2 separate regions of the Homo sapiens genome follow, and region 1 is linked to region 2. A link is an interaction called in ENCODE POLR2A ChIA-PET data of the cell type or tissue named here. Cell type or tissue: MCF 10A. All regions are shown on one strand. Each heading gives the region's core, and the rest is flanking DNA. Links, peaks and the distances in the headings are about the cores only.

Region 1 (8,226 bases), core at 2,633-5,132, 55 kb before region 2:
TGAGTAGATAAAAGTGGTCAGAGTGGCAGAGAACAACACAAGCAGAAGGTAGAGAAGTGCAGAAGCAAAAGGAAGGACGTACGAGGGGAGGCTAGCGAGGTACATTAAGGCCAGGCTGTGTAGAACCTTAGATGGACATATTCAGATTTTCTAGTCTTTTTCCTCTGAGTGATGGGAAACACCGAAAATAATTATTATCCTGGGGATGGCATCAGACTTGTATTGAAGACAACTCTGGCTACTGTGTTAGAAGCAAAGTGGAAGAGGGCCAGAGTATCAAATGATGAATTAGAAAAAGAAAGTAGGGTCGAGGTTTCCAACTCAATCAGATGGGGCAGGTGACAACAGGAAGTCTGGCAGAAATCATGAATTAGGTCATGACATGGGGAGTGTGAGGTCATTTTGAACATCCAGCTGGATACAACACCCTAGACCCAGCCCCTAGAACTTCTTTCCTGGACATTAACCTCCTAAGAGGTTTCCCTGCTTCCACTTTTGCCTCTCCATTGTTTACTCTGCACCCAGCAGGAAGAGTGATCTTTTCAAAAATGTAAGCAAAATCATATCACTCCTCTGCTCAAAATTCAAACTCTTTTCCATGGTGTTTTAGGCCCTGTGGATTGACCATGTGCAGCTCAAAGAAGGCTCAGGAGAATTAAGTTTGAGAGTCATCCACACAGAATGGTCCCTGAAGCCAAGGGCATGAAGAAAATTGCACAGGGAGACACTGTAGAGTGATCCACGAGGAAATCCATTATTTCCTGCACTGGAGACCAATAAGGAGTGGCCAGAGAAACAAGAAGAAACCCAGAAGAATGTGGTATCATTCAAGCCAAGGGGAAGACAAAGGCAGTTCAAGAAAAAGTGATCCACAATGCCAAATTCTGTTAAAAGGTCAAATAAGAAAGACTCACAGGATGTACCACTGGATTCAGCAAGATGGAGTTCGGTGACTTTGATACTTTACTGAGGTTGGGCAGAGTGGTTTGGTAGAGCAACAGGGTCAGAAGCCAGATAGGGTAATATATACCATGAATGTGAGACAAAGAAATGGAGACAGTGAATACAGACAAGTCTTTCCAAAAGTCTGGCAACATAGAAGGGAGGAAAGCTAGATGGAGTTAAGGAGAAGTATCAAGAGATCTTCTGCTGTTGAGATGGAAGAAATCAAACATGTTCAAATGTTGATGGAGGAAACTATTTGAGAGATCAGTTGAATATACGAGAGAGAAGAGATACTTGATAATATAACACAGCAAAGTTTGGGAAAAGATGAGAACCAGATGGAAGGATAGAGAAAGAATAGCTTCTCTATTAGAACAGGTGGGGCAGAGGAGAGAGATGGTAATAGAAATAGTGAGTCTTAACTTCTTAGCAAAAAGTTAAGATCGTTCCATCCATCTGACAGAGCTTCAATTTTCTCTAGGAAGGAGAAAGTGAGGTTGGCCATAAGAGAAAGGACTGGAGAAGTTTGAGGAAAGTAAAAAAGGAAAGAAATACTATCGTTCTGGAGAATGAAGAACAAGCTGATCTGACAAAAGGATGTGAGGCAAGAATTGGGGCTCACTTAAGTTGAGTGGTCAAGAAGTCACAGTGGTACCAACCTGCGTTAGAGTCACCTCCTCCAACTCAGCTGCAGGCAGAAACATCACGGGAAGTATTTCAAGAGAGTTTGATGGTTACCAAGTTGATTAGAAGTATTAAGGGAAACTGAGACTCTGAAGATTCATTTTATCATAAGGACAATCATGTCCTCCCAAAAAACAAGCTGCTATGGCATCTGCTGTCAAGAGGGATTGCCAGATACAATATACCCTATATTACAGAGTCGACACGAAGTTGCACATTTTACCCAGGCCGATTTCTGAGTTACGGGCCTCTGCAGATGAAAGAAGATAGAAAGAAAGCAAAATCTATCTTCACAGTGCAGTAGACAAGGAGAGAGCTCTGCCTAGGACCACCACCATCTGGATACTTGAACAGAACGCAAGCTGTGCAACACTTCTTTTAGGCTTTAAGATCAACTGCCCCTTTTACAGACTTCACACTGAATTACCTAAGTCCAGCCTCAGAGTCAGACATGTGCATTGGGAAGGGGAGGACAGTGGAGTAGCCAGGCAAGGAGGGCAGCCAGGAGAACCAACATTTCACTATTGAACATATGTTCTTCCTTGCTCTGTGGCTGCATAATTGTTTCTGTTGAGCTCTCATCACTTCCACTCAAGGCCTAAAGTGATGAAACAATTCTATCCTGGTTTGCCAATGGCTTGCATTCTAGACTTGGTTTCTTTCCATAAATAATTAACAGTAATGCTTTATTAAATAGAGTATGGCCTTACTTATGCTTCATAGACCTCTTGGCATTGAACTCCCTGAGGTATCAGAGCTTTAACCCAGAAAAAGAGCAGGAATGCTATCACTCTTCCTCCCAAGCCAAGGGCAACCAGTGACAATCCATTGCAGGGGGCAGCAAACTATAACCTACACACCAAATTCTGCCCATCATCTGGATTTTTATGGTCCACAAGAATAATTTTTACATTTCCAAATGACTGGAAAAATATTCTGTGACAAATGAAAATTACATGAAATTCAAATATCCATGATTATAACTCGATCTACTAGAACACAGCAATGCTCAGTCATTTATATATTGTCTATGACTGTTTATTCACTATAATAGCAGAGTAGTTTCCCACAAAGCCTAAAATATTTACTGCCTGGCCCTGTACAGGAAAGTTTGCCAACCCTTTATATATTGTAGCCCTCCTTGACCAAATCCAGGCTCAGACTCTCAATACTTTTAAGTTAGTGCCTCAACAAAGTATCAATCAACTAGAATTGGCACCTAGAGCTAATGAAATCCCAAGCCCATCCAACACTAGGACTATAGGTCTTTATATGTAAGTTGGTAAAGTAGTGTATAAATCTTCTAATGGTAGTGTCAGAATAATCCTAGGAGATGCCAATCAAAATCAAAGCAATAACTAGACTACTTACCTTTCCCTATAGGAAGTCGGTTGATCTATAATACAAAGCTGAGATGTTGTTTTTTTAATAAGCAACATTGTGAAAGTAAAGATTTTAAAAACCGTGATTCACATTGTTTGGAAAACATCCAAAAGGAAAGGAACATAACGCTCTGCTTCCTTTTGGAAGAAAGAAACATAATGCTCTGTTTTGATTTTTTGCTTTTCTATTTTCTCTAGTTGGTGTTTTAGGATCAAAGTTTGAGATTAATGCTCAGGCACTGCAATGGCTCTCTAGCTCACGGTAGGCCAGGGAAAGCTATCTGCCCCACCTATGCTGTCTGTCCAACTTCTGTAACTCATACAGTAACAAGACTGGTTTTCTAACATTGTGCAATGTATAATAAAATGACTCTTGTTTGCCTTAAGGATATCACAGCTGAAAGAGCTGCATATATGAAGCCATGCAAATTCCAAGGCCCAAGGCACATTTAGAACTTTTTTATTTTGTGAATAACCTTCTGACCCAGGTTATAAACAAAAACCACAATAATCTAATCTCAAAACTTCAGTTTTACTGATAACATTGTTTTCTATCAATTGATAACCAGGTAAATGGAAACACCTGAAGACAACACATCCCTTACTCATCCCCATGCCCACGTTTTTGTTTTTGTCTTTAATCCTTGCTGAGTTGCACAACTGTCCTGTTTTGATTTCAGTCAGATTTGGCCAGTGCCTTCTGCTAGTCTATAATGTCACCTCTTCTGACTTAGCTGTTTGTTCAAATAGATGATAAATTCGCCAAATCAGTGAGATTGTCATCAGTGCCAAATATCTTCCCATATGCCAAACTAAAATCTAATGGGCATATTTGGAAAAGCATAAAGATTAGGGCAGTTAACTACAGTTAAAACCTTTATAACTTCTTTCTCTTCCAAAAAGCCAGGAGACATCTATCCATTCTTCAGGGTTTTAGATATGGTCTTCAAAGCCTCTGCCTGCCCGAACAAGTGAAAGAAACAAAGGTTGTTCTTCCGAGACTCACATATTCTCAGGTCTTCTATAACTATCACACTGGAATAACATAAAATCACACTGGGATAACATAAAATCTCTATCATTCAATCTTCTTTTCCAAGGTCTGTCTTTTAAATCTGCCTGTTTGGTAGCCATGTCTTCTTGAGAAACCTTCAATCACATGATTCAACACACTGTAGGGCCTCAGTGAAGGTATCCATGTGGTGTTGAGGGAACACAGACTTACTATATGGTCTATCTCTCACTCACCCACATGTTCCTCAAGGACAAGATCCATCTTCTTCATTTTTGTATTCCCACGATAGTGCCAGGAACACAGTACAGACACCACAACAGCTTATCAACTCCATTTTCCAGGTCATGACCTAGAAATACATCTTAACCTTAATTTTACTTAAACCTGGAATTTAATACTCTCCACCTATCATAACTGGTAATTTTTTTTCTTTTTCACTTTTTTAGTTGAAGTTTTAAAAATTGTGTTATTAAATCCTGAGTAGTTACAAAATAATATTTAAAACATTTAAAATATGGGTATTATATGTATCAAAACATCACAACGTACCCCATGAATATGTACAATTATTATTTATCAATTCAGAAAAAATTTTAAAGATGAATAAACTACAAATACAGTCCAGAAACAGACCTAAATATACTATACTATCAACTGATTTGTGACAGAGTCAACTGCAATACAATGGGGAATAAATGCTGCTGGATAAATTGGATATTCAACTGGAAAAAAAATGAAATTAACTCCTATGTTACAACACACTCAAATACTTATTTGAACTGGATTACGGATCTAAATGTAAACTAATAAAGCCTCCAAATGAAAATGCAGAATATCTCCTTCTATGGCATAGGCAATGATTTCTTCAATAGGACACAAAAACTATTAACCATAAAAGAAATGATGATAACTTGAACTTGGTCAAAATTAAAAACTCTGTTCATAAAGACATCAAGAAAACGAAAAGGCAAGCAACAATGAGGGGGCAGCATTGGTAATAACACAATCAGCAAATGACTTACATGCAAAATAGATAAAGAACTCCTACAAATCAAAACAGAAGAGATGAAGAATCCATTTTTGGCATAAGCAAAGGATTGAACAGGATTTCACAAAAGGAGACACCTGAATGTCCAATAAACTCATGAAAAGGTGTTTCACATCATTACCTGTTAAGGAAGTACAAATTAAAGCCATGATAAACTACTACAACACAGCTACTGAAGTGGCAAAAATTAAAAAAAAAAAAAAACTTGACAGTATCAAATACTGACAAGGGTATGGAGCAACTGGACATAACTGGTGGGAGTACAGATGATATAAATACCTTGGGAAACTGTTTGGTGATTTCTTACAAAATTGATCCATCAATTTTACTCCCAGGTACTTATCCAAAGAAACAAAAACACAATTCACAAAGAGATTTGTTCCATAATGTTGATAGCATATGTTTCTCAAAAAAGCCAAAAACTGGAAATAATTCAAATGTCCACCAATAGGTGAATGGATAAACAAATTATGGCATATTTGAGCAACAAAATACTTAAAAAGACCAAAAAAAAATACTGATATATGCAACACGTATGAATCTCAAAAATAATACATTGAGAAAGAAGTCAGGCACAAAAGAACACATGCCATATGATCTAATTTATGTGAGATCCATTCTCCATTAATTGCCCTGGCATCTTTGTTCAAAATCAATTGATCGTATTTGTGTAGGTTTCATTTTGGACTCTCTAGTCTGCTGAGTTGGATCTAAATGTACATGTCTTTATCAATACCACACTGCCTTGTTCATAGTAGCTTTACTGTAATTAAAATTGGATAGTGTGATCCTTCCAACTCTGTTCTTCTTTCTAGATTGTCTTGGCTACTCTAGTTCCTTTGCCTATCCATGCAAATTTTAGAGTCGGCTTGTCTGTATCTACAAAAATACGCTGCTGAAATTCTGATGGGAATTGCACGAAACCTATAGATCAATATGGGGAGAAATGACATCATAAACAGATTGAATCCAACAATCTCGAATATGCTATGTCTGCACTTAAAAGTCTTTTAAAATGTCTTTCAACAGTGTTTTATAGCCTTTGGCACATGGATCCTGCACATAATTTTGCTACTTCTCTAAATACTGTTTTCTAAATTGTTCACTGCAGGTATACAGAAATATAAGTGGCGTTTAGACGTTTCTGTGTCTTGAGACTTTCATAAATTGTTATTAGTTCTAGGAGATTTTTCATAGAGTTCTCAGTATTTTATACATAGGTGATCACATCGTCTACAAATAGTGGCAGTTTTATTTATTCTTTTTCAATATGTATGTCTTTTATTTATTTTTCTTGCCTTATTGCACTGATTAGGATCACCACTACAAGGTTAAGTAGAAGAAATGAAAGCGAACATCCCTGCCTCAATTTCAGTCTTAGGGGAAAAGCGTTCACTCTTCTACCATTAAATATGATGTGAGTTGTAGGGTTGTTTTTTTTTTTTTTTTTTCTTTTCCAGATGCACCTTACCAGTTTAAAATTCCTAATAATTCTAGTTTGGTAAAATGTCTTATCATGAATGGATTTTGAATTTTGTCATTTGCTTTGGCTGTACCAGTTGAGTCATTTAAAATGAGAAATTACAGTGATTTGTGAATGTTGGCCCAACCATACATTACTGGGGTAAATAAACCTCACTTGGTCATAATGTTTTATATTTTTTACATATTGCTGCATTTGATTTGTGAAGATTTTTTACATCTGTGTTCATGAGGACTGTTCGTCTATAATTCTCTTTTTCTGTAATATCTTTGATTTTACTATCAGTGTAATAAAGACCTCACAAAATAGATATGAAGTGTTCTCTCTCCTTCTGTTTTCTGAAAGAGACTGTGTTATTCCCTCAAATGTTTGGTACAACTGTCAGTGAAAATACCTGGTCCCAGAGTTTTGTTTTCAAAAAGAACTCTATTTATAGTAATAAAAGTATTCCAATTATCTCCACTTTTCAAGATACATTATTTCTTCTTTGGTGAATTTCAGTAATTTGCGGTTTTCAAGGAGTTGGTATATTTTACTCAAATTGTCCAATTTATGTGCAAAATGGTGTGTGATACTTTTTAATCCTTTAAACAACTTTCCAGGTCTGCAGTGATATCCCGTTGTTTATTCCTGATATTAGTAATTTGTGTTTTCACTTACATTTTTCCTTAGTCGGTCTGGCCAGATCAACTTTATCGATCTTTTCAAAACATCAGCTTTTGTTTTCATTTATTCTAATTTTTTTCTGTTTTCTATTTCAGTGATTTCTACTCATCTCTTTATTACTTCTTTCATTCTGCCTGATTTGGGGTTTATTTTGTTCCTCCTTTTCTATTTTCTTAAGGTAGAACCTTATATTACTGATTTGAGACCATTCTTCTTTTACTTCTTAATTTTTGTGGGTATATAGTAGGTATATATACTTATGTGCTACATGAGGTTTATTGACACAGGCGTGCAATGCATAATAATCACAGGGTAAATGGGGTATCCATTCCTCTTTTCTAATTAAGCATTTAATGCTATTACATTCCCTCCAATCATTAGATGCACCCCACAAATTTTGATATGTTGTGTTTTCATTTTCATTCAGTTCTAAATACTTTTTAATTTCCCATGAAATTTCCTCTTTTCACCTATGGATTATTTACTTAACTATATTACCAGACATTTGGGGTTTCCTAGTTATCTTTCTGTTACAGATTTCTAGTTGAACTCCATTATGGTCAGAGAACATACTCTGTATGGTTTCACATTTTAAAATCAGTTAAAAATTTACTTTATGGATGAGGATATAGTCAACCTTGGTGAATGTTTCACGAGCACTAGAAAAGAATATGTATCCTCTGTATATCTTATTGTTGAGTGAAGTATTCTATAAATGCCAATTAGATCCAGTTGGTTTACAGTGTTGTTCAGTTCTTCTATGTCCTTGCTAATTTTCTGTGAACTAATTCTATCAATAACTAAGACAGGAGTGTCAAAGTCCTCACCTATAACTGTGGATTTGTCTACTTGTCCTTTTGGTTCTATCACTTTTTTCTTCATGTATTTTGAGCCTCTATTCTCAGATGCATACACACGTAGAATTATTTTGTCTTTCTGGTAAACTGACTCTTTTATCAGTATGTAATGTCTTCCTTTATCTCTGTAATTTTCCTTGAAGTCC
Region 2 (7,019 bases), core at 873-3,372:
CTCTCGTGGATGTTTTAAATGATGGGAGATATTAAAAGATCTCCAAGTGATAGACTACTGGTGTTTGTCCACAAAGAAAAAGACAAGAATTTTGAAGTGAGAGATAGCTTTTAGCTAAAAAGTGATCCCCACCTCCACCCCCTCTTGGAAAAATGAAGACCCCTTTTTTTTTTTCATCGTAGCTGAAAGGTTTCTAGTTTGAGGACTGGGAGATTCTTAGTGTTCTTGCATGTGCAAATACAACTCCCTGGTCATTCAAATCTGAACAATCTGTGCTGAATCAATTCAGTATTGTTTATCTGAAGATTTGTGTGCTCTGCCCATGGTGGGCATTAAATATTAGCCACTGGATGAGTAAATTTGTTGTGGGAGTTTTCAGCCAGACCAGAATCTGTTTCTAAAAGAGCTGATTGACTTTAAAATAAATAACATTTGGAAAGGACTATTTTGAATGCTTGGGATAGGTTTTATTGATGCTTTTTTTTCAGGTTGGACATAAATGTTTTTGAATGGCAAAAGGCTGACAGTTCTCAGACCCTCTATTATTCAGGTGAAGATTGTCTTGGTTTCCTCAATTACTGGTACAATTATTGTAGTGCTAAGAATGACTTCTCCTTAAAAAAATTCTGATTTACTTCTCATAATGTGACAGCTGAACTGAGAAGTTCATAGATCAGAAAGTTTGGCCCTTTTTTCCTTCCCTCCTTTCTTTCCTCTCTTCTTTCCTTCCTTCCCTTCTCCCTCCTTTTCTCTTTACCCCCCTACCCATCTCCTATCTTCCTTCCTCGCTCCCTCCCTCTTCTTCCTCCCTCCCTCCCTCTCTTCCTCCCTCTTTCTCCCTTAGAATAGAATATGTGTTGTCTCAATAACGTTGATAGAAGCAGGGTCACTACTAATAAGCACTGGCTTCCTGCAAGCACTTGCACGAATAAATTTTTTGACTTCTTTAGATAAGTATGAATCTACCAGACTGCAGCAGATAGCTGCAAATGTCTTCAAGTCTTCATCACCATGGGGGTTCAGAGGTCTTAAGAAAACTACACATGGTCATCTTCAGGTTCTAAGAGCATTAGGGAACTTGAATGTGACCATCTTCGTAAGTCTCTGTACATCTTTTAGTCATGCCTGATTTGTCATCACAAAAGACACAACGAAGAGTTTAAAAGAATTTAAAATAAAATTCTCAATGGGAGACAAATTCATGGATTATCTGATCTACTGGAAGCAGCCAACTTCATCAATTTTCTCCCAATTATCTCCAGTTTTCTCCCTCAAATTTCATGTCTGAGCTATGAAGAGAGAGGGTGAATGCGGTTTGTGGAGACTGTAGAAGCAGGTTGAGAGCAGTTATCCAGAGATCTGCTCTTTTAACTGTGTTGGTTTGCATTAGGATATAGGAACCATTTTATCTTTTGTCTTCCGTAAGGCATATCTATCAGTCCTGGGTCATAGCCTCAAAGATCCCCATAAAAAGGTACAATCTGGAGAAGTACAGAGGCCTCCTAACTAGGTCTAGTCTCTCAGATAGAAATACCCAAGGAAAAAATAATTAACACTCAGTCCCAGGTCTCAGAGTAGGGGCACTGTGTGAGTTTGTTTTCCAAAGGAAGTAAGGGGAAGAAAAAACATACAAACAGCAAAACGTGACACCTGAAAAGTGCACTGACCAGCAAGCTTTGTCAAGACCCCAAGAAAACACCAACAGCTGAGGAATGAACAAATGTGTGGAGTGTATTAATAAGGTTTTCTTCCCCAGTAGCTTCATCTTCAAAGGAAACACTGGCAATTTTTTCTTCTGGATTTTTTTGGTTCTGATGACTGACATAAAAGCAAAATAAAAAATTTACCATGTGGATCTTTTAAAGCACAATACAGATAAAAGGAATGTAAAATGATTTTCTTGTTCCTTTCATATTCCTCTATAAGAGACTGTGATACCATTTCCAGCTACTAATGGTGAAGCTGTTCTGTCTTTTCACATCCATATTCATTGCCAAGATGAGCTTGTTCACGATAAGCAAGTAGCTGTGAGTCATCGGGTTGGAGCCGTTAGTCATACACAGAGAGGCAACGTGTAGTCTGGTTGGTTAATCAGAAATTCATAGTGAGAAAGGCCAGGTATCATTCACAGCAGATTAAGGGTTAAAGGCTTTTGGTGTAGAACTCTGTAACGCCGCTTTTGGAGATACATGCACACACAGATATAATATACACATATGTATATATCTATTATACATACATGTATGTTTGTGTGTGTATGTGTATTCCTCCACATCCCACCCCCAGAATAAGATCTGGCAGCTTTCAGAGTAGCAATCACCAAAAACTCTCTGTGTTCACACATTTTTACAAGTTAACAATGGAATGACTTCTAAATCTTTGGTTTATCAAAAAGAGAGCTTCTAAAATCCCAACATTTTTGATTATTTTTTCTATAAGTGCACAGTGAACAACTTTTTTTTTTTTTTTACAAAAGATAAAAACAGTGCCTTAGTGATTTAAATAAAAAAACAAAACAACAGCAATAGCTCCTTTCTACAGCATGCAACAATATAAAATGGTGAACTGGAGCCACAGAGAGCCTTACAGAGACTGTTCTGAAATTTTAGCTTTTTCCAACTCCCAGCCAAAGCCACGAGAGGTAATGAGGAATGCACATTAGACCATTGTCTTTTTCCTTCCATCGTTTTCAATGCGCAATTCTGTTTTCTTTCAAAAACCCAGATCTGAAATTCTCTCTTGTAAATATCATCCATATTTGTCTTTACAATGTAATGATTTCCAATTTCCCCAGAGCAACACAAACCAATAATTTCTTGAAAACTAAACGAGAATAGAAAGAACTTCGTGACTGATGGACCAAGTCACCAGTTTCTTCCTCAAGAAATTCTTGCAACTTCCTTTTGCAGCAAACTGTGCGTGTGGAGAATGAGTTCTCCAGAAGAACCTGGATTGTTAAATTTTTCAAAAATGGCTTTCTTAGGAGTATGGCAGCTTGTTAGAACTGAGAAGTCCTCCCCTCCCAATGTGGAGGCAGAAAAAGAAAGATGGCCAAACGAGGAACAGGAAAGGATTGGTACCTTGAAGGAAAAGTGGAGTGGGAGAAAGATAAACTGATAATAACAAAACAAAAGGAGAAGTTGGACTCCCATAAGTAATAGTCCTTCTATAGGAACCCAGGGTGTTTATCCCAGGGTATGTGAAATGATGTTATTCTCTAGTCCTGTCTGAATTATCCCTGGTGGGGCTCCCTTCCTGTGCCTCGAGATATACTTCTACCAATGTGGTCATCTCTAGTCTTTGGAACTAAAGGGGGCTGTGTTGGAGAGCTTGTGGCATCTCCTTCGGGGGAAGAAGGTCTGCATTCTTCAGGGTTCTCATCTAGGACACGTACTTATCAGCACAGAGATGGTGGGAATGATTGGGCCACTAGTTAAAAAAGAAGAAAGTTCCGAGTGGAGTTCTGTGGACTCAGTTCAGGTTAATTGTTATTAGTGACCACATCGAGTCCTGGGTACAGGTTCAGAACCACTCCAGCAGGGCAGTTTTGTGGTAGAGGGAAAAGAGAGTTGATTAGCTTCCCTGGAAATCGATTGGTTTTGTTCCTCTGTCTCAAGAACTTTTGATCTGAAGCTGGGTCTGGCTTCTCTTTTGAAAGATAGTAATGGAGACATTGGGCAACAGCTTCCATTGCAGGTATGTCTTCCATAAGCTTTGAGGGGCTGGCTTCCCTGTACTCCCAAAAGACTACGTTTTCCTTCCACGTTATGTCTAGTGAATTCATGAGAAAAGCTTACAGTGTGAGCTTATGCCCCAACAATGCCTGAGAAAAATTATGGGCTAGAAAATATACTGGTCTTTGAAAAGGCAGTGAAATATCTTTTTTGGCATCCTTAATCTGAGAAAGCACATTCTTTTAATGCATTGTTGAAATCATTAACAGTTACTGACTGTTGGTAAATATTACAGTATATGTATTTCTAAAAATGACTTTTGTTCTTGTTCATTGGCACAGAAATCATTGCTTCTTTTTAATTCTCTTCTTCTTCTTCTGTTTTTGGACAGTAAAGTATGTATGGCTGTGTGCTTTCCCCCATGGAACTCCATTGGTCTTCCATAGCACTGGTGCATTGGGCATTCTACCACTGCTGCAAGTGAAGGTCCATGGAAGAATTCAAATTGAGATCAGTGACATCCAGGAAATCGATGTTGAAGATGCTGGGGCTGCTGGTGGTGAGGGCGCTAAAGCCTGGTGTGGAATTTGGCGGAGTGAGGTCCAGCCACTCCATGGTTTCCCAGGGAGATTCAGTGAAGCTTAACTGCAGCCCATTGCTGTCCACAGAAGAGGGTGAAAACTGTGTCTGCATTGGAGAGAGGGGGCCTGGCAAGATCTCATGTGCATTGAAGAGGTCTTCTGCAGCCTTCCCAGAGAATCCATCCATTATCCCATCAAAGTGAGGCTCTTCGCTCCCAATTTTTAGAAGGGTGACATCACTCATCTTTCCTAGGGGGCTCTGGGAATTTAATAAGACTTCAAGATGCTCATCACTGTCGGTGGCATAGGGATCAAAGGGGATCTGGCTGCCTGAAGAGGCTTGTTCAAAGGAAGCCGAGGGCTTGGTGAGGACAGCAGTTGGACTTCGGGAAGATCTGGGTATCTTTGGGACTTTTTGAAGACATGAGTGATCCTCTCTAGCGTCTGCTGGCATTTCTGTGGGCAATACACGATGTGACTTGTTAAATCACTTCAAATTGAGCATGCCACACAATATGAGTGAGTTACACTTAGATACAGAAGATGGCCACGCTTCCCTGGTCACCGCTCACCACCCAGTCTCATCTCTAAGCTGCTCTATCAATCTCCAATTCATCTTCCCTCTGGTTTTTCCCAAACCCTTTCCTCTTGGGAATTCCACTCTGTGATTATTAAACTCTCTTCTCTGAAGGTTCCTGGCCTACTCCTCTGACCCCTGGTAGTCCCTTGAGGACACTGAGTCCATCCCAACACCATCAGTGAGGGCCTGAAGATGAGGGACCAGGCGCCATGCCATTGCCACTTTCTGATTGCTACTCCCCCCGCTTCTGATGACAACTCAGCAGTTTTGGGTTTTGAGGGTGACAGCAATGCCTCACCCCTAGCCTCCTGGTCACTCCCCCTCATCTACTGAAAACTCTGCTTCCTACTCCATTGCCTTTTCCCCACTTGAACCCTTCTCATTCTGTAACCTGAGCATCCTTGGAAATCACAGTGTTCATGCTGGCCTCTGAGCTCCCGACTTCCTCCTCAACTCCAGTGATTCCCCCACTGCCACTCTGTCAGACACACCTTGGATTGTGTCATCTCCAAATACTGCATCCCTCTGAAAGCTCACTTTCAAGCTATATTTTCTATTCTCTGTCCATCCTCTCCCAACCCTCCAAGCCACTTATTATGTACCTTGTAACAATAATTTCCCAACCATTTACAGTCACACTAATCCATAGACTCTACTATGTTATCACTGTCCACCAGCCCCTCTGGTCTTCACTTCTTTCCTTGTCTAGCCTGTATTTTTGGCAGAACCCCACACCTGGAGGAACCTGATCATCTGCCTTCGCTGAGCATGCTCTGGATCAGCAGAACATTGCAAGAGAAAAATTAAACAACTAAGCTGACTTGGTTTCACTTTAGATTTCTGAGGTCAGACCTACAACTGGCATTTAAGACTGCAAAACAACCCAGCTGTGTTTCTCCAGAAAACTCAGTTCATTCATGATTAAGTCATAACTGCTCTTCTTCCCCTGAATCTTCCACACTCCCCTTCTGCATCCTCACGCTTTTCTGGCCTTGCCACATATTTCATTAAAAATATACAAGGGCAGGCTGGGCGTGGTGGCTCACGCCTTTAATCCCAGCACTTTGGGAGGCCTAGGTGGGCAGATCACGAGGTCAAGAGATTGAGACCATCCTGGCCAACATGGTGAAACCCCGTCTCTACTAAACATACAAAAAATTAGCTGGGCGTGGTGGCACGCGCCTGTAGTCCCAGCTACTTGGGAGGCTGAGGCAGGAGAATCGCTTGATCCCAGGAGGCGGAGGTCGCAGTGACCCAAGATCCCGCCACTGCACTCCAGCCTGGCGACAGAGTGAGACTCCGTCTCAAAAATGTGTGTGTGTGTGTGTGTGTGTGTGTGTGTGTGTGTGTGTGTGTGTATGGGCATCTGATATGAACTCTTCTCATCTTTCCATTACAGAACTCATTTACATACATATGTTTGTACCCATCTCTTCCTTCTTCCCTCTTGCTACAATGGAGGAAAGGTCTGTTCACTTGCTTGTTGTCTGTCTCCCTTACCAGACTGTAAACTCCATAGGAATCAGGATCTTGTCTGATCATAGCACGGAGACTATGACAACGCCTGGCTACCCCTTCTCTGAGTCCTTTGCTACCTCCGTCTCTGAAATTTTAAATGTTTTTGGCTTAAGGATTCCTCCCTGAGTGCTTTTATTTTGATCTACACATGCTCCTTAGGTCATCTTATTCATTTGTGTGGTTTAAAATTCTAGGTACACACTCCATAATTTTTTAAGTAAATAAATGAACAAATTAAAAGGTGACAAAAAGAACATGCTGATTATGTTTTATTGCTAGCATGTATAACATTTAAGCATGAATGAACCATCCAGTGGAAGGTTGCTAATTGAATTTCACTTTGAGTAGGTAGCACAAAATGTTCATTATCTGCTTTTTTCTTTTATTATAATTGAGAAGGTAGGGGCATTGAGATTAGAACATAGAAAGAAGAAGTGCAGCAAGAGAAAACACTTAAGGAAACAAGGATTAGGCTGAAACATGAAAACTATTAAAATGATTGCTGAAAAATGCTCCTAGGACAAAGGCAGTGAGGAATCATCCACTAAGCCTTCTTTTATCAGCTCTAAAAATGTGCGAGAAGCTCAAAGGAAATGGCTCTCCCTGAGGACTACCTGGTACATCCAACTCACAGTGTGCATCTGATCTTGGTACCGAGAGTTCATT

The links. ChIA-PET counts read pairs that join two places held together with the same protein. Peaks named below come from ENCODE experiments on the same cell type or tissue, not always from the same donor. Only the 100,000 strongest peaks of a DNase experiment are listed, where the experiment ranks them.
Region 1: POLR2A ChIA-PET joins it to region 2 with 8 read pairs; 3 of 35 experiments call an interaction of 5 or more read pairs at or near these places.

What each region holds. Positions count from the first base shown.
Region 1 is chr17:12,816,635-12,824,860 of GRCh38, reverse strand. The region is part of intron 1 of ARHGAP44 (Rho GTPase activating protein 44); the gene reads right to left. Among named protein-coding and RNA genes, the nearest start is that of ARHGAP44-AS1, 30 kb to the right of the region's middle. In MCF 10A, for the core only: no CTCF peak of the experiment used is centred there; no DNase peak of the experiment used is centred there.
Region 2 is chr17:12,760,765-12,767,783 of GRCh38, reverse strand. It overlaps MYOCD (myocardin), which reads right to left. Exons shown (of 14, transcript NM_001146312.3): 14 at 1-4,711. The coding sequence ends at 4,140. ARHGAP44-AS1 (ARHGAP44 and MYOCD antisense RNA 1) reads left to right here. Exons shown (of 2, transcript NR_104607.1): 2 at 4,066-7,019. Among named protein-coding and RNA genes, the nearest start is that of ARHGAP44, 25 kb to the left of the region's middle. In MCF 10A, for the core only: no CTCF peak of the experiment used is centred there; a DNase peak (open chromatin) is centred at 2,033.